Regions from separate parts of the Homo sapiens genome. Here region 1 is linked to region 2. Evidence: read pairs that join two places in POLR2A ChIA-PET (ENCODE). Cell type or tissue: OCI-LY7. All regions are shown on one strand. Each heading gives the region's core, and the rest is flanking DNA. Links, peaks and the distances in the headings are about the cores only.

Region 1 (5,378 bases), core at 305-5,304, 81 kb before region 2:
CCAGATATCTCCATGGCCTAGTGCCTCTCTTCTTTCAGATCCTTGCTAAACTAAGACAGGCCCTGACTACTCTATTTAAAATTACAACCCCCTTCCCTCAGTTCTTCCCTCTTTCCATCCCTGCTTTATTTGTCTCCAATGCACTTGTCACCATTTGGCCTACGGAATATTTTACTTATTGTTTTCCCCGTGTAGTATGTAATCTTGATGACAGCAGCAATTCTTATCAGTTTATTTATTTATTTATTATTTTTGAGACAAAAATAATATTATTTTGTCACCCAGGCTGGAGTACAGCAGTACAACCATGACTCACTGCAGCCTTGACCTCCTAGACTCAAACAATCTTCCCACTTCAGCCTGCTGAGCAGCTGGGGCTACAGGTGTGCACCAACATGCTCAGCTAATTGTTTATATTTTGTAGACACAGAGTCTTCCTATGTCGCCCAGATTGGTCTCGAACTCCTGAGCTTAAAGGTGTTCTGCTTTGATATCCCAAAGTGCTAGGATTACAGGCATGAGCCACCGTGCCCGGCTTTCTCAGTTTATTTAGTGCCACATTTCTACCATCCACAGAAGTGCCTGACACACATAAGATACTCAATTAACATTTGTTGAATAAATGAATTATGGGCTGCAACGGGCTCCTAATATGTGTCAAGCAGAGGCCTGGAATGTACCAGAAAACTCCTTATAGTGAATAACATGGTTCCCATTTTTTTTTTTTTGAGATGGAGTTTCGTTCTTGTTGCCCAGGCTGGAGTGCAATGGCACAATCTTGGCTCACTGTGACCTCTGCTTCCTGGGTTCAAGTGATTCTCCTGCCCCAGCCTCCCGAGCAGCTGAGATCACAGGTGCGAGCCAACACGCCCAGCTAATTTTTTTGTGTTTTTAGTAGAGATGGGATTTCTCCATGTTGGCCAGGCTGTTCTGGAACTCCTGACCTCAGGTGATCCACACTCCTCGGCCTCCCAAAGTGCTGGGATTACAGGTGTGAGCCACCGCACCCGGCCATGATTCCCACTTTGCAGATAAGAAGATTGAGGCTTAAGGCTGAGTGTGGTAGCTCACGCCTATAATCCTAGCACTTTAGGAGGCCAAGGCGGGTGGATCACCTGAGATCAGGAGTTTGAGACCAGCCTGGCCAACATGGCGACACCTCGTCTCTATTAAAAATATAAAAATTAGCTGGACGTGGTGGTTCACACCTGTAATCCCAGCTATTTGGGAGGCTGAGGCAGGAGAATGGCTTGAACCTGGGAGGTGGAGGTTGCAGTGAGCCCAGATCACACCATTCACTCCAGCCTAGGCTAAAGAGCAAAACTCTGTCTCAAATGATAAATAAATAAATAAATAAATAAATAAATAAAAAGAAGACAGGCTTGGGGAAGTATGAGTGCCCTTTTCCTCTGTTCCTATAGCAACTTGCGCATGGCCCCAGTCTCAGCACCTATCATACTGCACTCTCATTATCCATTTCCTCAACTAGATGTAAGATTTTATTTTATTTTATTTTATTTTTGAGATGGAGTCTTGCTCTGTCGCCCAGGCTGGAGTGCAGTGGTGCGATCTCGGCTCACTGCAAGCTCCGCCTCCTGGGTTCATGCCATTCTCCTGCCTCAGCCTCCTGAGTAGCTGGGACCACAGGCACCCACCACCACGCCTGGCTAATTTTTTTAATATTTTTTTTATTTTTTAGTAGAGATGGGGTTTCAGCGTGTTAGCCAGGATGGTCTCGATCTCCTGACCTCATGATCTGCCCGCCTTGGCCTCCCAAAGTGCTGGGATTACAGGCGTGAGCCATGGCACCCAGCTAGATGTAAGATTTTTAAGTTCAGGGACTATTCTATCTTTTATTTATTGTTGCATCTCCAACACCTGGCAGAAAGGTGGGCACATAATAGGTGCTTAAGAAATATTTGTTGCATGAATACATGAATGAAATGGGCAAGTCAGGGTACAAACTCACAAATTTCAAAAAGAAAAGTCTCTGCCCACCCCACCCCCCTCTGCCCTAGAGTGTTCCTGAAACAGCCACAGAGCCAACAGTTAAGTCCCTCCCCCTGGCAGAGTGCCTTCTTGCAAATCCTCACCCACAGAATCAGAAGTATTTTAGATGGGGAGAAGTATACACTGGCTGACAGTTCTTTCCCATCACACCAGGCAAACGGAAATCATTTCTCCAGTCAATCCCTGCCAGTCTTCTAGAGTCAAGGTCTCTCTTATGCCTTGCCTCCTGATCTGCAGTCTGCCTCCCTAGTTTCCCCAATCCTCAGCTGCTGGGTCGGGCTCCCTGCCCATCCATCCACTCACCCAGCCTTCAGCCAACAGCCTCTGTGAGCCTGCTCTGGGCCATGTGATAGCTGAACTAACCCCCATTCCATTCCCACTGTGAGCTGACTTGGTTCTTTAAGTCTTCATTCCAACAAACTCTTTTTTTTGCCTCTTCTGTTTATACTTTCCGCCACCCCTGATCCCAAGTCTTAGGTCCATGGAGATGGCTCATTCCAACCATGGATGATTGTGGGCCTCTTGTCTCATCTGCTTCTTTCTCTTGGCTCTTAATTTCTCTAGATCAGTCATTTTTAAACTATTGTGTGTGTGTGTCTGTGTGTGTGTGTGTGTGTGTGTGTGTGTGTGTGTGAGATAGACTCCTTTGAGAAGCTGATGTGGGCTATGGTATCTCTTCCTCTAATAAATATTAATACCTATGCACTTAAAAACAGCATTTTGCATATAAGTTCTGGTGCACCTAGATCAAGATCTCTCCTTGCCTTCTCCCCTTCCCTCTAGATTTCTGGTTGTTTTTGGTTCCCAAATCAGTCCACCTGGTCTCCTTTCAGAAGCAGAAGCTTCTTCCTACGGTATTATCAATACTGTTATTATTAACAGCAACAGCAAGATTTGTACATTTTTCATGCATCAACTGATTTCAACCTCTCAATAACCCCAAGAGAAAGGAACTATTATTGTCCCATTTTTACAGATGAGAGAGCTGCTTGGTTACATGTTTTGCCAAAATCACATAATTCTAAGTCCAGGGTTTCTTCCTCCGCACGATGGATGGTGTGTTGCCTATTATTAACCACTGTGGTTTTTTTTTAACCTTTCCCATCTCCACCACCCAAAACCTACCTTCCCCACCCCTACCCTCACCCTATGGTGTATTGCCTATGATTCTTAACTGCTGTTTTCTTTGACCTCCTCCACTTCTACCACCTAAAAACCTTCTTCCTCACCACCACCCCCACTTCTCTGAAGCTCCCTCTTTCTCCCCCATCCACTCTTCAGCTGACCACAGGTGGCTTCTTTGTAGTTGCTTGAGCATATGTGAGCCATGAAAGGGTTTCGTTTCCCCTTCTGTTCTCAGCCCAGCTGTGCCAGCCTCTGTGATCCTTGTGAGCTTTAAATGAGGCACTCCAGACCCTTCTTACGCAGGCCATGGCATTTCTGGAACTGCCACACCTAAAATCCAGGTATGAGGAAGGAAGGAGACAACTATTTGAACACCTACATTGTACCAGGCCCCGTGCTTGACATAGAGACACTGAGCCCAACCTTTAAAGGCCTCAGCTTCCAGGTCCTTCCAGGCATCTTACTGATGGGCACCTGGAGGCTCTGAGATGATTGGTCTGATTCCATCTGCAGTCTGTCTGTCTGTCTGTGGGTGGTTAGGGGCCTCTCGGTAGCATGGCTAACCCTTTTTTTATTATTATTATTATTTTTGAGAAGGAGTCTAGCTTTGTTGCCAGGCTGGAGTGTAGTGGCACGATCTTGGTTCACTGCAACCTCTGCCTCTCTGGTTCAAGCGATTCTCCTGCCTCAGTCTCCTGAGTAGCTGGGACTACAGGCGTGTGCCACCATGCCTGGCTAATTTTTGTATTTTTAGTAGAGACAGGGTTTCACCATGTTGGCCAGGATGGTCTCAATCTCTTGACCTTGTGATCTGCTCACCTCAGCCTCCCAAAGTGCTGGGATTACAGGTGTAATCCCAGCCCATACCCAGCCTTAAAACCTTTTATCAAAGTGTGATATAGGCCAGGTGCAGTGGCTCATGCCTGTAATCCAACACTTTGGGAGGCTGAGGTGGGCAGATATGGGAGTTTGAGACCAGCCTGGCCAACATGGTGAGACCCCATGTCTACTAAAAATACAAAAGAGTTAGCCAGGTATGGTGGCACATGCCTGTAATCCTAGCTACTAGAGTGGCTGAGGCAGGAGAATCACTCAACCTGGGTGGCAGAGGTTGCAATGAGCTGAGATGGTGGCCACTGCACTCCAGCCTGGGCAACAGAGTGAGACTGTCTAAAAAAAAAAAATCATCTGAACTGAACCAAGAATCTGTAGCCTCAAAAGGGATTTGGCTATAAACCAATCTTCCACTGAAGGCTCCAGAATCCCAAAGTGTGCTCTTAATAAATGGTCCAGAGCATGTCTGATCAGTTCCTCTGATGCTCAAGTTCTCTGCCCATTGTTGCTTTTTTTCTTACCTTTTTTAAGTTCTGGAAAAAAAAATTAGAGACTCTGGTTAGGAGCCCCCTACCCCACAAAGAACTCTAGCCTTCATCACTCCTTGATTATGAGTGACAGAGAAATCATCATCTCACAAGGCCACATATTGCATTTTTTAGACAGATCTGGCAACTTAGATTTAAATTTTTAAAAACACGCATGTGTGCGCACACATACACACACAATAAAAAAAAATCCTTGTTTGAGCTGAAATATGCTGCAATTTTTGCTCACTAATTCTAGTCCTGCCCTATATGGCCTCCCATAATTAGTTTAGTCAATTCAGTAATCGAGTCTCAGGTGCTGAGGCACTTGAGGCAGACTTCCTCAACTCTACATTCTTCCTGTGGGGATCCTGGGATCTACTGAGTCAGGCATGTGGCTGTATCAACATTTGCCAAAGAACATTCCACTGGACACTAATCCCCCGAAAGGCCTTATGAAAACAGAACCCTGAGCTCAGATAAGTTGGGGAAATGCTATATCGCTCTTCTGGTCTTTATCACATCTCATTCCCCAGAAATCTTTATGAAAACAGAGCTCTGAGCTCAAGTAAGCTGGGGAGATGTTACATGTTCTCTGGTCTGTATCACATCTCACACTAGCACAGAGAAGACTCTTGAGGTCCTAAAGAATTAAAAACCCTGTTTCACTCTGTCAGTGACCGGTCTGACTTAGAATCCTTTTTTCCAAAGAGGAAAATTTCTATGAATTTTTCTCAGAATGAATGTCCTCCAGTACAGGACATAGGCCAGTTAGCTGTAAGCATCCTCTAAAACTACACTGTCTAATCTGATAGCCGCTAGCACCCAGGACTACTGAGCACTTGAAATGTGGCTAGTTCAAACTCAGATGTGCTGTGAGTG
Region 2 (5,378 bases), core at 320-5,319:
TCCACTTCTTGTTCATCTCCTGGGATCAGCAGGCTAGGCAGGGTATGTTCTCATGGCTATGGCTAAAGTGTAAGAGGGTAAGCCTCCTTGTACAAGCTCATGTAAGATTCTTGCTTATGTCGTGACTACTCACATCTCATGGGCCAAAACAATGCCCAAATTTGCCAAAGTCCATGGATGGGAGGGATTGCAATGTTATATTGAAAAAGCTTGATACATAGAGGGGTGGAGAATTGGAGCCAGTCATTCAACCTACCCCATATCCTTTGCACAGTCACATTAAATAATGAATAACATATTTCTTATTTGATTATTTAATTGTTTATCTCCCTGCTCCATGAGAGCAGGGCATTGCCTACCCTGTTTACTTCTTTATGCCTCAGTGTACTGTACTGAGTGTATGCACTGTACCTGGAATATATTAGATTATCAATATTGAAGTAATTGGTTGGATAAATAAAGGAATGAATGAGGCCGGGCATGGTAGTGCATGCCTGTAATCCCAGCACTTTGGGAGGCCAAGATGGGTGGATTGCTTTAGCTCAGGGGTTCGAGACCAGCTGGGCAAAATGGTGAAACCCCATCTCTACAAAAAACACAATATTAGCCAGACCTGGTGGTGCATGCCTGTAGTCCTAGCTACTCAGGAGGCTGAGGTGGGAGGGTCATTTGAACCCAGGACATTGAGGCTGAAGTGATTCTTAAGCATGCCATTGCACTCCAGCCTGGGTAATAAAGTGAGACTCTATCTCAAAAAAAAAAAAAAAAAAAAAAAAAAGAATGTTTCCGTCTTTCACCCTCCCTCTTTTCTATCTCTGTAAAATGAGAATCATCATCTTCCAATCATTGGGATGTTGGAAAGATTCTGTTTAAATGAGGCTTTATCATCTGGAAGACCCATAGGATTTGGTAGTTCAAAGTCCAGCACAAGCTGAGGGTCGTATCCTGACCCAAGGGTCATGTAAGGGGCCAGCATACCCTCAAGCCCACTCACCAGGGAGCAGCACATCCTGTGGTCCGTCTGTAGGTCAGTGGATTGCATCCAGGCTCCTGGAATCAATGCCCCCAGTCTGAGAGTTCCCAGGTCCCCCTGCAAAACTGACAGCTTGATCCCCATGAAAAGTATCTGCTTATGAGGTCAACTATCATGCCTCACTGGGCCCCCTCACCCCCACTCCCTCTGTACAGGCTACAGACATGCTGTGTAGCAGCATGAAGGATGTCCTTCTCAGTATCATCTGGCTCTGAGTAGAGGGCATATTTATAGGATAGGAAATGTCACACCTATGTTTCCAGTATTTCCTCTATTAAAAGGTACAACCTGCCAGGCTGTGCAAGAAGATTTCTCTGCAGTGGGAACAAGAATTGAGGTGGGGGCCAAACTGGGCATGAGGTTTAGAGGCCAAAGTCCTTCTTCACAGCCTTGGCTCACCTGGGAATAGCCCCTCCTTCCTGCTGGGTAAGGTCAAGGACCTCTCTGACTCAGTCTGTCTACCCATGACCCCTTCATCTGGGCTTGAGGCTCTCATCATCTCTGGTCTTTGCATTATTGCTTATTTTTCCTATCCTGTGGCTTAGGATAATTACCAAATAATTATCAAACAAAATAATTATCAAAGCCAGTCTTTATTGAGAAAACAGTGGGAGCTAGGTGCTGTGCTAGGCCCTTTCATAAGCATAATTCAGTTCTCCCTGCAATCTCAGGAGGTAGACAGCATCAGTATGCTCAGATGAGGAAACTGAGGCTTAGAGAGGTTAAATACTTGTTTGAGGTTATGCTGCTCTTGGTTCCTTCCTATGAAGACTCACACATATTTGGAGCCCAGAACTCCCACCCACTCTAGGGGCCTTGTCCCTCTGTATCCTTGCTCTCCTGGGATTACTGCCCATTATCTTTGGGACTCGGGACAAGATGGTCTTGGGGCTCGGTTCTCCAGAATCCTAGGGCTCCTCTAGCTACTGGGAAGAGGAGGCAGCCCACCTCCAGGGACTGTTTGCAGCAGCGAGCTTGAACTTACTTTATTCATATGTCACAAAGGCAAAGATCCCAGCAGGCTGACAGACTGAGTGTGGGATCTGGATCTCTCAGAAACATACAGCCACCTCTGTTACTATAAAAACAATGTTTTTAGAGGATTTCAGAAAAAAATTCATAATGTGAAAGAAAAAAAGCTATGTGACAAAAAACCATCTGAGAGGCAGCCGTTACCATCTGCTGCCTGTGCAGCTGCTTCTAGGTTGCAGACCACTCCCCCACTTCCTCTGATCTGCCTGGGAAGGGTTTCAAGCCCAAGACTTGTGTATTGGTGTGGACTCAACACATCTGAGTAGGAAGCTCAAGGTACTCAGGCAAAGTGCTTTGAGAGCCCCTATCTTGAGCCAAACCCACCTTTCAGCCATCTTTCCCAGCTCCGCTACTGCATACTCTTGACTTTAACATAGTCACTCCTTAGTTTCTCCATCTGTAAAATGCAGTAATATTTGTGTGCATCATTGGCCCAATAAGTGCAGACACAGGGAATCAGCTCTTGCTTTTGAGTATAAAGGCAAACTCCCACCTGCCTTCAGGTCTTTGGATGACGTGGGTCCTCATTCATTCCCCTGATGATAAGCCGTAGAAAAAGGGGAGATGTATTTTTATGGTCACCATTTGGCGACTTCCTGATATAGGAAGAGGAGGCCACAGAGAGTGAAGATGGTAACAACTTTTCTGGCTGGATCTCCCCTGTCTGGGGGGGGGCTCTTGATGGTTAGCCCAGTTGCAGGGGTGCACACAGTAGGTGAGTTCAAGCAGGCTGAGGATACGCTTCCCCAACAGGGAATTTTCAAAAGACTCAGAACCCAGGCCTAGCTTGTCAACCTGGTGGGGTCTTAGCCTCTGTGACATATAATTCAAATGAGCAGAAACTCCCTTCTGATGGCCTCTGTTCCTTTCTCAGGGTCTGAGGGGCAGGTAGCATGACTGCCTCTACGGCATAGATATGAGAGTTGACCATGGCATGAGTATGTCTACTGAGTGCAGAGTGGAACAGGATCTGACCTCATTCTTAGAGAATCTGAAGCAGAAGTCTTCTAACCTCACAGGAAGGATGGAAGAGTGAGTAGCATGATGCCTGGAAAACTCTCAGCACAAAGATTGTGTCAGAGGATGTGCTTAATGCAGAAGAGCAGTTATTATTATTGCCAATAGCATTGGTTATTATTACTTCTATCATCAACATCAGGAATGACATAGTGAGGAAGAGGTGGCTAGCTGACCTCCAAAAGATCATGCTTCCCCTTTAATAGAATAGGGTTCATGCTGGCAGCTACCCAGACAGGACCTATACCTCTCAGACTCCCTTTCATATCATAGGGATCACATGACTAGTTTTCATTGGTGAACTATGAGCAGAAAGACTTTGGGCTGATTTTAGGCTGAGGAGATTAAGAAGTGAATCTACCTTCTCCACCCTTTCTTCTTCCACCTCCTGTCTAGAAGCAGAGTACTCTGAAGCCATGAGAGTCTGCACTGAGGAGCTGTATGCCTGGATGGCTGGGCCAAGTGGGGCATTTCCCCAGAGTTATCAAAAAGGGGGCTTGGCGAGGAAGCTGAAAAGAAAGGCCAAAGGTTAACTCTAACAAGCTTAGCAAGACCATAGCCAGGATGGTGAGTCCAGAGGAGACTTGGGTGCAGTGAGAAGTGGAGTGCATGTGGTTAGGGTGAATAGTTAAGAATGGAGGCTGAGGTTGAAGACGCATGGAAAGGGAGTGATACCCTCAACGCACCTAAGGTTCACCCTCTCTGCCTAGTGGGGAAGCCTCTTCAAGTTGGATTCAGTTTGGAAGTGAATCTTCCAACCAAAACACTGGGGCACCAAGTCCCTTCCCATGACACTCAGCAGGGAGACACTTGGAACAGATCAAAAGGAAGGAAGAAGAGAGACCCCATTTTTGAGTGAATGAAACTGGAGGCAGGTCCTGTTCAGTGTCTGATGGAAGAGATTGTTCTTGACCCTTTTGACATTGAGAGTAGATATAACTGGAGCCACAGAGATAAAACTCTGCCAAGAGTGAGTGTGATGAGTAGCTGAGTCTGAGAATTTTCTGCAATTGGATTTAATGGAGTTAAAAGCCCTGATGCAAGGCAGAGACTATTCCCATGCAAGAGGTGGGATGGGATATTTACTAAACAACACCAGATCCCGAACATCCTTAATGGCAAACAAGAGTCAGAGAAGTCCTGAACCAGTGGAGACATTCCCTAACCTCTATTTCTTGGGAAGTCACCAATTCCTTAGAAAGGAGCAACTGGGCTACTAAACTGGAAACACTTTGCATTTATTAAAACTGTGGGATTTATAGTTTAACTGGTTAGCAGACTGCATGGAGATCTCATTCAAGATGAGTTTCAACATTCCAGATCCCATTATTGTCCATGTAAAGTTCTGATTTTTTTTTTTTTTTGGAGACAGAGTCTTGCTCTGTCACCCAGGCTGGAGTACAGTGGTGCGATCTTGGCTCACTGCAACCTCTGCCTCCTGGGCTCAAGTGATTCTCGTGCTCCACCCTCCCGAGTAGCTGGGACTACAGGTGTGTGCCACCACGCTTGGTTAATTTTTGTATTTTTAGTAGAGACAGGGTTTTGCCATGTTGGCTAGGCTGGTCTCAAACTCCTGACTGCAGGTGATCCTCAGCCTCCCAAAGTGCTGGGGTTACAGGCGTGAGCCACAACACCTGGCCAAAAGTTCTGAATTAGAGAAGTCCTGTAGGCATTTCTATAGATCAACACTTCACAAAAGTTTTCTTGCCCATAGAACAATAGCTCCATGGGATGTTAATAGGCATTCCAAGGGAATAAATTCTTGGTTAGAAAGTGAGAAGTATGCTGGCTAAATACATTTAACAGCTTTGGTTTCCTTGCAGAACTACTGTTATGGACAGAATGTTTATGTCCCCCCAAAATTCATATGTGGAGATCCTAATCCTCAAAGCAATGGTGTTAGGAAGTTGGGCCTCTGGGAGGTGATTAGGTCATGAGTGTGGAGCCTACATGAATGGAATTAGTGTTGAATGAATGAGACTTCCGAGAGCTCTTTTGCCCTTTCCACTATGTGAGGATACAACAAGAAGTCAGCAGTCTTCACCCTGGAAGAGTCTTCACCAGAACCATGCTGGCACCATGGAAGATCCGGGACTTCCAGCCTGCAGAATTGTGAGAAAAAATTTCTGCTGTACATAAGTCACCCAGTCTATGAAACTTTGTTATGGTAGCTCAAACTAAGATAGTTGCTCAGAGCCTTCAATAAGTTGATGTGCATTGAGGTCTCCACTTGTGGGTCCAGGGGACCTTTTTTTCCTGAACCATGCTGTGAGAGTCTGCTCTGTTTCTCATTCTT

The links. Peaks named below come from ENCODE experiments on the same cell type or tissue, not always from the same donor. Only the 100,000 strongest peaks of a DNase experiment are listed, where the experiment ranks them.
Region 1: POLR2A ChIA-PET joins it to region 2 with 9 read pairs; 3 of 35 experiments call an interaction of 5 or more read pairs at or near these places.

Annotation. Positions count from the first base shown.
Region 1 is chr20:41,009,726-41,015,103 of GRCh38, reverse strand. The region is part of intron 2 of LOC100128988 (a long non-coding RNA gene); the gene reads right to left. Among named protein-coding and RNA genes, the nearest start is that of TOP1, 16 kb to the left of the region's middle. RefSeq lists enhancers at 3,213-3,262, 3,403-3,562. In OCI-LY7, for the core only: no CTCF peak of the experiment used is centred there; DNase peaks (open chromatin) are centred at 373, 2,073, 2,358 and 3,323; H3K4me3 peaks cover 2,109 bases; H3K27ac peaks cover 5,000 bases.
Region 2 is chr20:40,928,443-40,933,820 of GRCh38, reverse strand. No RefSeq gene overlaps it. Among named protein-coding and RNA genes, the nearest start is that of TOP1, 98 kb to the left of the region's middle. In OCI-LY7, for the core only: no CTCF peak of the experiment used is centred there; DNase peaks (open chromatin) are centred at 1,220, 2,270, 3,020, 4,660 and 1 weaker place; H3K4me3 peaks cover 2,506 bases; H3K27ac peaks cover 4,996 bases.